Regions from separate parts of the Homo sapiens genome. Here region 1 is linked to region 2. Evidence: read pairs that join two places in POLR2A ChIA-PET (ENCODE). Cell type or tissue: endothelial cell of umbilical vein. All regions are shown on one strand. Links, peaks and the distances in the headings refer to the core of each region. The heading gives the core; the rest is flanking DNA. Region 1 has its middle 40 kb from the start of IL6. Region 2 has its middle 64 kb from the start of STEAP1B-AS1.

What was found. Peaks named below come from ENCODE experiments on the same cell type or tissue, not always from the same donor. Only the 100,000 strongest peaks of a DNase experiment are listed, where the experiment ranks them.
Region 1: POLR2A ChIA-PET joins it to region 2 with 5 read pairs; 7 of 35 experiments call an interaction of 5 or more read pairs at or near these places.

The regions. Positions count from the first base shown.
Region 1 is chr7:22,684,217-22,689,606 of GRCh38, reverse strand. No RefSeq gene overlaps it. Among named protein-coding and RNA genes, the nearest start is that of IL6, 40 kb to the left of the region's middle. In endothelial cell of umbilical vein, for the core only: no CTCF peak of the experiment used is centred there; no DNase peak of the experiment used is centred there.
Region 2 is chr7:22,624,919-22,630,308 of GRCh38, reverse strand. No RefSeq gene overlaps it. Among named protein-coding and RNA genes, the nearest start is that of STEAP1B-AS1, 64 kb to the right of the region's middle. In endothelial cell of umbilical vein, for the core only: no CTCF peak of the experiment used is centred there; a DNase peak (open chromatin) is centred at 2,898.

The sequences.
Region 1 (5,390 bases), core at 121-5,120, 59 kb before region 2:
ATGATGTTGTTCTGTCATAACTACAAAACTTTATTTTTTGTCTCTCCTGCTTCCAACCTCCAATCTTCAGCTCCAGCCATTAGGACAAAAGTACCACCTGTTTAAAGGCCTTACAATATAAATTCAACAGAATTTATGAGTGGAGGTCAGGTGTGGTATCTCACACTTGTAATCCCAGCACTTTGGGAAGCCAAGGCGGGCAGATCACTTGAGGTCAGGAGTTCAAGACCAGCCTGGCCAACATGGTGAAACCCTGTCTCTACTGAAAATACAAAAATTAGCCTGGTGTGGTGGCGGGTGCCTGTAATCCCAGCTACTCGGGAGGCTGAGACAGGAGAATTGCTTGAACCTGGAAAGCAGAGGTTGTGGTGAGCTGGAATCGCACCATTGCACTCCAGCCTTGGTGACACAGTGAGACTCCATCTCAAAAACAAACAAACAAAACACAAAATTTATGAGTGAGTGCTGGCATTGTGCCAGAATCTTTTTTCTTATAGAACCCTCAGAGATAGAAAATTCCATTTTTTTTTTTTTTGAGGCAGAGTCTTGCTCTGTCCCCCAGGCTGGAGTGCAGTGGCTCAATCTCGGCTCACTGCAAGCTCTGCCGCCTGGGTTCACGTCATTCTCCTGCCTCAGCCTCCCGAGCAGCTGAGACTACAGGCGCCTGCCACCACGCCCAGCTAATTTTTCATATTTTTAGTAGAGATGGGGTTTCACCGTGTTAGCCAGGATGGTCTTGATCTCTTGACCTCGTGATCCACCCGCCTCGGCCTCCCAAAGTGCTGGGATTACAGGCATGAGCCACTGCACCCGGCCAGAACATTCCATTGTTAAAGCAGCATTCTGTGAAGGTCTGTGAATCCAGCCACCAGAATGTTGATGTGATGTCAGGTAGAACTCATCCAGACTTGCAGAGGAGCCACTATTCCTAACCTCCGAAGGCAACATGAAAGATCATGGGGGATTGAAGAAGCATATGCCGTGGAATTAGAACTTGATATAATTTACTCTGCAGTTAACTTCCACATAATTATCTATAATACATTATTAATGATTTGCAGTAGGGTACTGATACCAAGTTCCTATTCTTCCTTGACTATGGCACTGGTGAACCAAATTCTTGCTCAAAGATAGTTATGAGAATTGCCTCCTTTTCCTCCTGGCTCAAATCTCTTCTTGCATTTCTGTGTTTATGCTGCCCTGTTCTTGTGCTGTGCTAGTCAGGGTTGGGGCAGCCAAGTTCTTGAATGAAAAATCTCATTCTCACCCTTTCGAAGTTTTTTTTAGAGTTTTTGCCAGCTGCATTACTAAAGAGACAGCCTCTCATCAAAGGAGTGTGCAGTAAGCCAAATGTTTGTCCCTTGTTACTGAGAAAGGACTCCTCCTTCTCTCTTTATTTACATGCTTGTTCTGTTCTGTTCTCTTTCCCTCCAGCAATCTGATGCTGTGTTTTGTCTATTCCTTGGCTGGAAAGATGCTTCCTGGTTTCTTCCCCCCTTTTTCTTAAGAACGAATGTTGGCCCCCTATTTATAGAACATGCTCAACAGAAAAAATTTGGAAAACACCAAAAAGCACAAGGGAAAAACTATTCATAATCTTAGTACCTGGAAGTCACCACTATTATTATTTTAGCATGTCTATATTTATCCATTCATTTATCTATCTAATCTTTCTAGGCATTTTAAAATTTATTTTATGAAAGAGCTATCATACCATGCTTCCTATTCTACACATTTTTTTTTTTTTTTTTTTGAGACGGAGTCTCACTCTGTTGCCCAGGCTGGATTGCAGTGGTGCCATCTCAGCTCACTGCAACCTCCGCCTCGGGGGTTCAAACGATTCTCTGGCCTCAGCCTCCCAAGTAGCTGGGATTACAGGTGTGTGCCACCACGCCCTGCTAATTTTTGTATTTTTTAGTAGAGACGAGGTTTCACCATGTTGGCCAGGCTGGTCTTGAACTCCTGACCTCAGGTGATGCGCCAACCTTGGCCTCCCAAAGTGCTGGAATTACAGGCGTGAGCCACCGCGCCCAGCATGTTCTATACATTTTTAAATTTGGCAATATGTTAAATTCATCTCTCCATATTTTGATGTCGAGAACATTTTCTGCAACACTATTTTATTAAGCTTAATAGATTTTATTAGCTCAATTTTATAAATGTAGATTATTTTTATTTTTCTATCATATAATATTGCAGTGAGTATGATTGTACAGACACCGTTGCACTCATTTGACATTTTCTTCAGTATAAATTCCTAGAAGTGAAGTCGTAGGGTCAAAGGGTAGGCACATTTTAAGACTTTGGATGACATTGCCACAGTGCCCTTCTAGAAGGTGGTACCAGATTGCTTTCCCATCAGCAATCAAGGGTCCATTTCTCAGTATTACGGCCAAGACTGGGCACTTAACTTTCAAAAATTTTTGTCAACTTGATAGGTATTAAGTAGTAGCTCAGTGTTTAATATAGCATTTCTTTGCTTATGAGTCTGAATATATTTACATGCGTTTCATGGTCAGATATACTTTTTGGTGATTTGCTTCTTTAAGTTGTTGTGCTTTATCTATTTTGTTTGTCTTTTTCTTATTTTGTTGTGTTGGTAGATAAACTCCACTAACTCTGGGGCAACATGGCAGAAGTGATTATCAGCCTGGAGCCACACTGCCTGGGCCCAAATCCTACTATACCCTTAAGAGCTGTGACCCTGGGTAAGTTACTTAGCCTCTATCAGTGCATAAAACACAAGAAAAAAATCAGTAAAATTAGGTCAAATGTTACTGCTGTCATGTGGCAGCTGTGTTACTGGGGATTAGGCAAATTGTCTATTATTCTGAATTTGGCTTCCTCTTTTGAAAATAAGGATTACAATATCTACAGAAGTTACAAATTTCATTACTTTATGAAATCCAAGAGGAATATGAAGACTGTATACATATACAGTCTTAACTCAGTAGCTCTCAAATTTTAATGTACACAAGAATCCAAGAATCACCTAGAGTGCTTTTAAAAATACAGATTCTTGGGATCTACTTTCAGAAATTCCTATTCAAAGAGGGTGAAATGGGGTCCAGAGATGTATAGTTTAGAAAGAAGAGAACCACAGATAAATAGTGGTTTTTGTATCAGTCAACCATATCTCATAACTATTTGGAATATAGAAATTCTGCTCAGAGCTAATACAACAAGGCACTCCTGTTAGTTGTTCTAAGGCACTATTCTTATACGGAACAGTTCTCCTAGGTTAATCACCAAGCCTATTTAGTTTGTTTAAATTGAGGAAGAAGAAACTGGTGTTCTGGCTGAGTTGGAAAAGCAAATCTTTTATTGAATAAGATGTTGCTGTCAGTATCTATGATGTTGAAGGAATAAATTTTTTTAGTCTTTTGCGAGGACCCACATTTTATTCAAAAGTAATTAAGAGTTTCTCTGATGTTTTGTTCTTTGTTTATTGCTGCTTCAAGTAAGTTCTTATCTGAAATTCTCTCTTTTCCACATGGTTTAAGCCTACAAATTTGGGTAGTTTTAAAAGAAATTAAGTATTTCTTATTATCAGGTTATATTATAAAGTATATAAATCACTACATCTTCAGTTTGGTTGAGAAGACAGGCTTTGCATTTATATCTAGGACATATTTATTCTAGTGGCATTAAGTAGACATGAACTGAGTACCTGTGAAAATGATTGAGTACTTGGTTTTAATTATTTATGTGGTCTTACTTATGTGCTATATTAGACTACAGTTTTCCTGTTAGAGAACTGATCTTCTCATATATGGTAGGTTGGGTTTATCTTCCCTATACCCGTCCCATAGTTTCAAACATCAAATAAAAGTTATCACCATTTCTAAGATTATGGATTTTATTGTAGTTTTTGGAAAGCAGCCCCAAGTACATGCTGGCAGCAGAAGTTTTTTGCCCTGGTGGGGCCTCATGAAAGAGAATTTTCATTTACTTCAAAAGACATCTTTAAAAAATCTCCAAATACAATGTACCTTAATGCATACAAGCTGGAAAGCAGGATGTAGAAGAAGCTGTGAAATCAATCACTAGCATAGTGCCCAGGTGTAGAAGGACTGGAACAACTGAGACTGTTACTGATGAATTGATTCAGATACTATACCAAGTAGATGCCTAGATGGTGCAATTCCAGGTTCCCAAATAATTCTCAGGTCAAGTGTCTTAGAGCCTAAAATTTACCCTTAGAGAAGACTTTTCCTCATTACATGGACCTGTTTCACAATTCCAAGAGATGGTTTAATTAGTCTCTAATTCTTTGGTTTATCAGAAGGATTTCTGCCCAGATAAGACCAACAAGGAGAAAGGTAGTGAAAGATGAAGAGCTGAAGAGAAGAAAGAGCCCCCTGAAAGTATGAGAAGACCATGCGGGGCTTGACAAGTTTCTCCCAGCCAGACTTTTAGGAGTTTCTGTCTCCTCCTCTTGTGTCACTTGACTCTGCTATTCTGTGTCCCCTGAACCAGATGGTCATTTACGAAAGGTTTTCTGAATTCCTAGACGAATTTTTCACAGATTGGTTAAGCTTCTGCTTCCTCTCTGGGCATGTGCAGGTTCTCGTTTTCATCTGGGTCACTTGGAAACTTTGAGGAACATTCTGTGCAGGAAAGCAGGTGTGATGATGATGATGGTGATGATGGTGATGATGATGCTTTTTGAATCACACCCTGTTTGATACAGAAAAACTTGGGGACACTCCACCCACGATGACATGACATTGAATGTAATACCATGGTCAATTGGCCTCCACCCTCATTTCAACTCTACTTCTTTGGTAGGGGCTGGGAAATGACTTCTTTCTGATCATTTGACACTTGGTCAGTTCATTTGTAAGTTTGTTGCCTAAACATCTAGTAAGTACAAAAGTTTTAAAATTTAAAATATTATTTTTCAATAGCCTTACAGTATTATACTTCTGCACTTTACAGCATTAAAATATTTGGACTCCATTTACCCTACTACAGTATAGTTTAGTTGTAAGTTTGCCCTGAGACCAGATAGAAAGTTATTGTCCACATGGGAGGTGGTGGAGACTTGGTGGTGGAGTCAGAGAGAAGTAGATAAATCTGAAAGTTATTTACAAGTTTAAAACCAACAGGATGCCAGGTGCAGTGGCTCATGCCTGTAATCCCAGCACCTTGGGAGGCCAAGGTGGGCAATTGCTTGAGCCCAGGAGTTTAAGACCAACCTGGGCCACATGGCGAAACTCCGTCTCTGCAAAAAAATACAAAACTTAGCTAGGTGTGGTGGTGCGCACCTGGAGTCCCAGCTACTTGGCAGGCTGAGGTGGGAGGATGGCTTGAGCCCAGGAGGCAGAGGTTGCAGTGAGCCGAGATTGCACCACTGCACTCCAGCCTGGGGGACAGAGCCAGACTCT
Region 2 (5,390 bases), core at 169-5,168:
GCTTCTGTGGACTCCACACAGAGCTGAGCCTGGGACACCAGGATCGGGTCACCTAGAGGCCTGTGTGACTTCAGCCGCAGGAGGGATGAACATGTGATGGCAGGAGCAGCAGAGATGTGTTGCCCTTGATTCCCGCACTCTGGGGCAGCCTGACTCAGCGACAGTATGCAGGTGGGTGAGCGCCTCCTTCCTTACTCAAAGCCTCAGGCACCTGCCATTCTGTTCTCCCCTAATAGCCCTGGGTCCTGTCTGAGCCAGGGGTGATAGTATTTGGCCTCAATGAGTGTTCAATGACTGCCAGAAAGAAGAGCTCAGTTCTCCACCAGCCTGCCCCCATGGATCCCCAGCAGGCCACCTCACCAGGCAGTGGGACGCAGACTAATTGTGTTTGTCTCCCACTCAGACAACTGTTCAGGCCCATTTTGAAATCATGCATTACATATTTCTAGAGACATTTGTAAGTGCAGCAAATACATTTAAATGTTTTGTTGTTGGCTGGTTAAGAAAGAGAAAAAAAATTAAAAATGAGCATAGGGACCAGGATCTCCACCAAGCTCTTTACTGGAGTTGGTCTTCACCTTGAAACCTTCATTGCAGAGGCACTGGTATCCGACAGTGACCTTCATCCCCTTACCTTGGGCCTTTTCTACTGCAAATGTGGTCCCTTGTACCCATCAGTTCTTCTCCAACTCTTTTCCTTCCACACTTCCTCTAGGCTGCTAGCCCTGTGCATTTACCTGTCCAGAATACTGTTCCATAAAGCTCTTCACATAGAGAGATGTGACACCCATATGGAGGTCTCTTGTTCAAATGAGTGCAAATGTATTCATTTCACAGATGGCTTGGGCTACGCTAATATATTAGTATCCTACTGCCACTGTAACAAATTAGTACAAATTTAGCAGCATTAACAAAACACAGATGTATTGTCTTATGGTTCTGGAGGTCAAAAGTCCAAAATCAGTTTCACTGGGCTAAAGTCAAGGTGTTGGCAGGGCTGTATTCCCTCTGGAGGCTCCAGGGGAGAATCCATTTCCTTGCTTTCTGGCTTCTAGAAATCACTTGCATTCCTTGGCTCAAAGCCCCTCCCTCCATTTTCTAAGCCAGTAATGTAACACCTTCAAACCTCTCTCTGACACTCTGCTTCTAGCAACACATCTCTCACTTGGACCCTTTTACCTCCTTCTTAGAAGGACCCTTCTAATTACATTTGGCCTGCCTAGATAATACAGATAATATTATAATTTACTATCAATTGTAATCTCACCATCTCAAGATCCTCAATCACATCTGCAAAGTCCCTTCTGCCACATAAAGTAATATATTCACAAGTTCCAGCAAGTAGGAACTGAACATTATCTTTGGGGGCTGTTATTCTGCCCAACGCAACTAATGTTCGGACTAGATAGTAACTGTAAAATAAGGGTTTTTATTATTTTGCTTGGAATCTATTTTTAAATGGTGACAAGTCCAGCTGATTTTTAAAGCTATACCCTAAACAATCATTTTCACTCAGCCTCACAATCTTCCTGTCATAGTTGCTTGGTAACTTAAATGTCTTTTGCTTTTGCTTGTTTTAACAGAACTATTCTTTCCAGTTTCTAAGCTATAACCCTCTCCTCTGCTGCCGCTATTATAAGCTGAACTGTTTTCCTATATTTTTCTTTTTTACAAATTTTGGGGACAAAATTCATTAAGAATTTAACTACTTGGATGAAATAAGAGTGAGAATTTAAAAAAATAGTTATACACTGCATAATGATGTTTTGGTCAATGATAGGCTGCATATATGACAGTAGCCCCATAAGTTTATAATACCATATTTTTACTGTACCTTTTCTATGTTTTGATACATAAATACTTACCATGGTGTTATAATTGCCTATAGTATTCAGTACAGTCACATGCTGAATGGGTTCGTAGCCTAGGAGCAATAGGCTATACCACATAACCTAGGTGTGTGTAGTAGGCTATATACCCTTTAGGTTTGTGTAAGTACACTCTATGATGTTTGCACAATGACAAAATCATCTAACAATGCATTTACCAGAATGTATCCCCATTGTTGTTAAGTGATGCATGACTGTATAATCATTGGTGAAAGACCACTGCTTAATAAAATCTATCAAAGTATGTATATTTGCCAATATGTTTTGATGTAGCCATTTTTTATCATGAGTAAAATAATATAGGAGCTTAAATTTTTTTCAGTATAATGAAGGATGCAATAATATCCTTACAAAGATAAAAGCTAACTTGATACTTTAACATTTTTCAAATAAATTAGAATTTTATAATTTTCAGCCCAACCTGTAACTTTAGATCAGCTTCAACAAAGTTAAGTGACACATCCATCTTTTTTTAAAAAATTTTATTTTGTAGAGGTGGGGTTCTATTATGTTGCCCAGGCTGATCTCAAACTCCTGGGCTCAAGTCATCCTCCTGCCTCGGCCTCCCAAAGTGCTGGGATTATAGGCATGAGCCACTGTACCTGGCCATCCATTTTTTAACTCCATAAAGAAATAATCTCTATATGATAAAATATAAATACCTGTTTTAATAAGTAAAAGGGATTATTTGAAGTGAGACATATCCTTTTATAGAGTATCTTACCTATTTTTAGAAGTGAGATGCAAGGTCTTCCATTTACTGTAAATAGTGATGTCCACATGAAAAGTCTGGCTATTTGTACACTGGGGGAGAGAAGGGAAATTCCTACAAGAGTTGCTTTTCCAAAATTGAGTAGTGACATAAAATTATCTTCAGTTTGTAAATTACTGTTGATTATGTTTTTAGTTTAAATATCTCTTTTTCCTTGTCATAAATCACTTTGGTGTTTTCCTTGGAATTTGAATTAATCTAAGCTGAAGTGTTATCGGAACATTTGGCAGAAATTCAGGAAATGGCCCTTGAGCATTTTGGTATGTGTAAATCCAAGAGGGTTATGGTGAGATAGAATATTTGGGGCATGTGGGCAGAATAGTTTAGTGGTTTTTCAGCTGTCTTAAAACAGTGTCTGGAATCTTTGCAGAAATTTAAACGTGTCAATTTTAAGCAGATATAATCTTCATATGGCTTGCCTTCTTTTTTGTCACTTTCACCCCTACAAATACACCCATACTCCATAGACTGTCATCTGAAGACAGCAAGGAATGAATGAGATGCTACTTTATTTCTTCCAGAGTACATTGCCAAAGATCATATCATTGGTCTGGCATTTAGGATGGAAAGAGAGTTGTTCCTTAAGAAAATTATGATAAGACCTTAGTCAGTGCACATTTGAGAAAGTATCTACACATCTCAGAGAAGCTTTTTTTCCAATTATGTTATTTTGCTAACTAATTATTATATAGACTCAGGGAAGATATGACAAAATAAGGAGGGAGGTGTAACCTCTGCAGAATGGGAATTCAGTCCCTTCCCTTTGTCCTGGATCTGAGGCGGTGGTGAAAAACAGTAAGAGCCCATTCAACTAATTGCCAGTACTATTTTTCACTCTCTCATTCATTCAGCTATTCAGATTGGAGAATGGAGGTATAAGAGGTCTTTTAAACTATTTGGAAAGAAAAAAGTTAGATCTTTATATTCAGGCTCTATCTAGATGAATAAATGATTTGCAAAAAGATGACAACAAAACTCCAGAAGAATGAGTATTTTTATCATCATGAGATAGGAAAGGCCTTTCTAAGCACAGTGTAAAACCTAGAAATCCTAAAAGACCAACATATTTGACCACATGAAAATTTAAAATATTTACATGACAGAATATACTCTGAACAAAGTTAAAGAACAAGTGAGAAAGATGGGGAAAAATTTGCAACATACATAGCAGATCAAAGGCTTATACAGAAAAAAATAAGGAAAAAGAAAAACTCAAAGAAGAAACACTAATTAGCAATAAACCTGCTAATATCAATAATACAAATTAGGCCGAGTGTGGTGGCTCATGCCTGTAATCCCAGCACTTTGGGAGCCCAAGGCCGGCAGATTACTTGAGGTCAGGAGTTTGAGACCAGCCTGGTCAATGTGGTGAAACCCGTATCTACAAAAATACGAAAATTACCTGGGTATGGTGGTGGTGTGTGTGTAATCCCAGCTTCTTGGGAGGCTGAGGCAGGAGAATCACTTGAACTCAGGAGGCCGAGGTTGCAGTGAGCTGAGATGGCACAGTGGCACTCCAGCCTGTGCAACAGAGTAAGACTCCATCTCAAAAAAAAAAAAAAAATTAAAATACCCACTCTATATGATATAGGTATGCATATATGCAGATATACTATTTGGTAAATCAGATTTGACAAAACTAAATAATCTCATAATGTTGAATGTCTGGTATTAGTGAGAATAGGAGACAACGTAAAACCTAATTGAAGGGAGTATAACTTGTTATAACCTTTTCGGAGTGTGATTTCTTAGTGCCGATAAAGGTAATAATGTGCTTTTCTTCTACCCAGCAATTCTACTTCTACCAATAGATGAGAATTTGACAAGGATGCTGCAGAGGAATTCTCACATCAGGCAAGGAGTCCAACCTGCTCATGTTTATTGTCCTGCAGTGCTGAGAATCTCTAAGGCTAGTATGGAGAGTAACGTCTATTTTCTGGTTGCGAGGCAAATCCCTTCTCCTGTAATACTTGGTTTGGTTCTGTACAACTGAAGTGAATTTTTAGTGACAAGCCCATCAACAGTGAATTTGCTCAGAGGCTCACTGTCTACTTTAGTCCTCAGTTGTCAGGATCCCATGTGGCTATGGAATAGGATGCAACTTGCAGTGGAAAAATCATGTCTCCAGTATGCTAGGATTGAGGCAGCACCTCTCTGCCTCTGCTGACAGGGGAGAGACCAAAGGAAGCTTAGCAATTCCCAGGGAAGTGATGTTATCTTGTCTGTGTGGTTTGGTTCATGCCAAGATGCCTTTGGATAACTTTATAAATAGCAGGTTATACTGAATACTAAATGCAATGCGAGCTAGGAGAAGAAAGTACCTGCCTTTAAGTCTACCTTTATTCTATAATAAACAAGGTAATTTACCTTAGGGCTTTGTGTTACTCTCTTAAGGATTAGAATTTTTTGACCAGGCGCAGTGGCTCACACCTGTAATAGTACTTCGGAAGGCTGAGGTGGGAGGATCGCGTGAGGCCAGGAGTTCAAGACCAGCCTGGACAACACAATGGGACACCATCTCTACAAAAAGATTTAAAAAAATAAAAATTAGCTGGGCATGATGGCTTGTGCCTGTAGTCCCAGCTACTTGGGAGGCTGAGGTGGAAAGATCACTTGAGCCTGGGAAGTCAAGGATGCAATGAGCTGTGATTACGTCATTGCATTCCAGCCTGGGCAAAAGAGTGAGACCCTGACTCAAAAAAAAAAAAAAAAAAAAAGAAGTTTTTAAT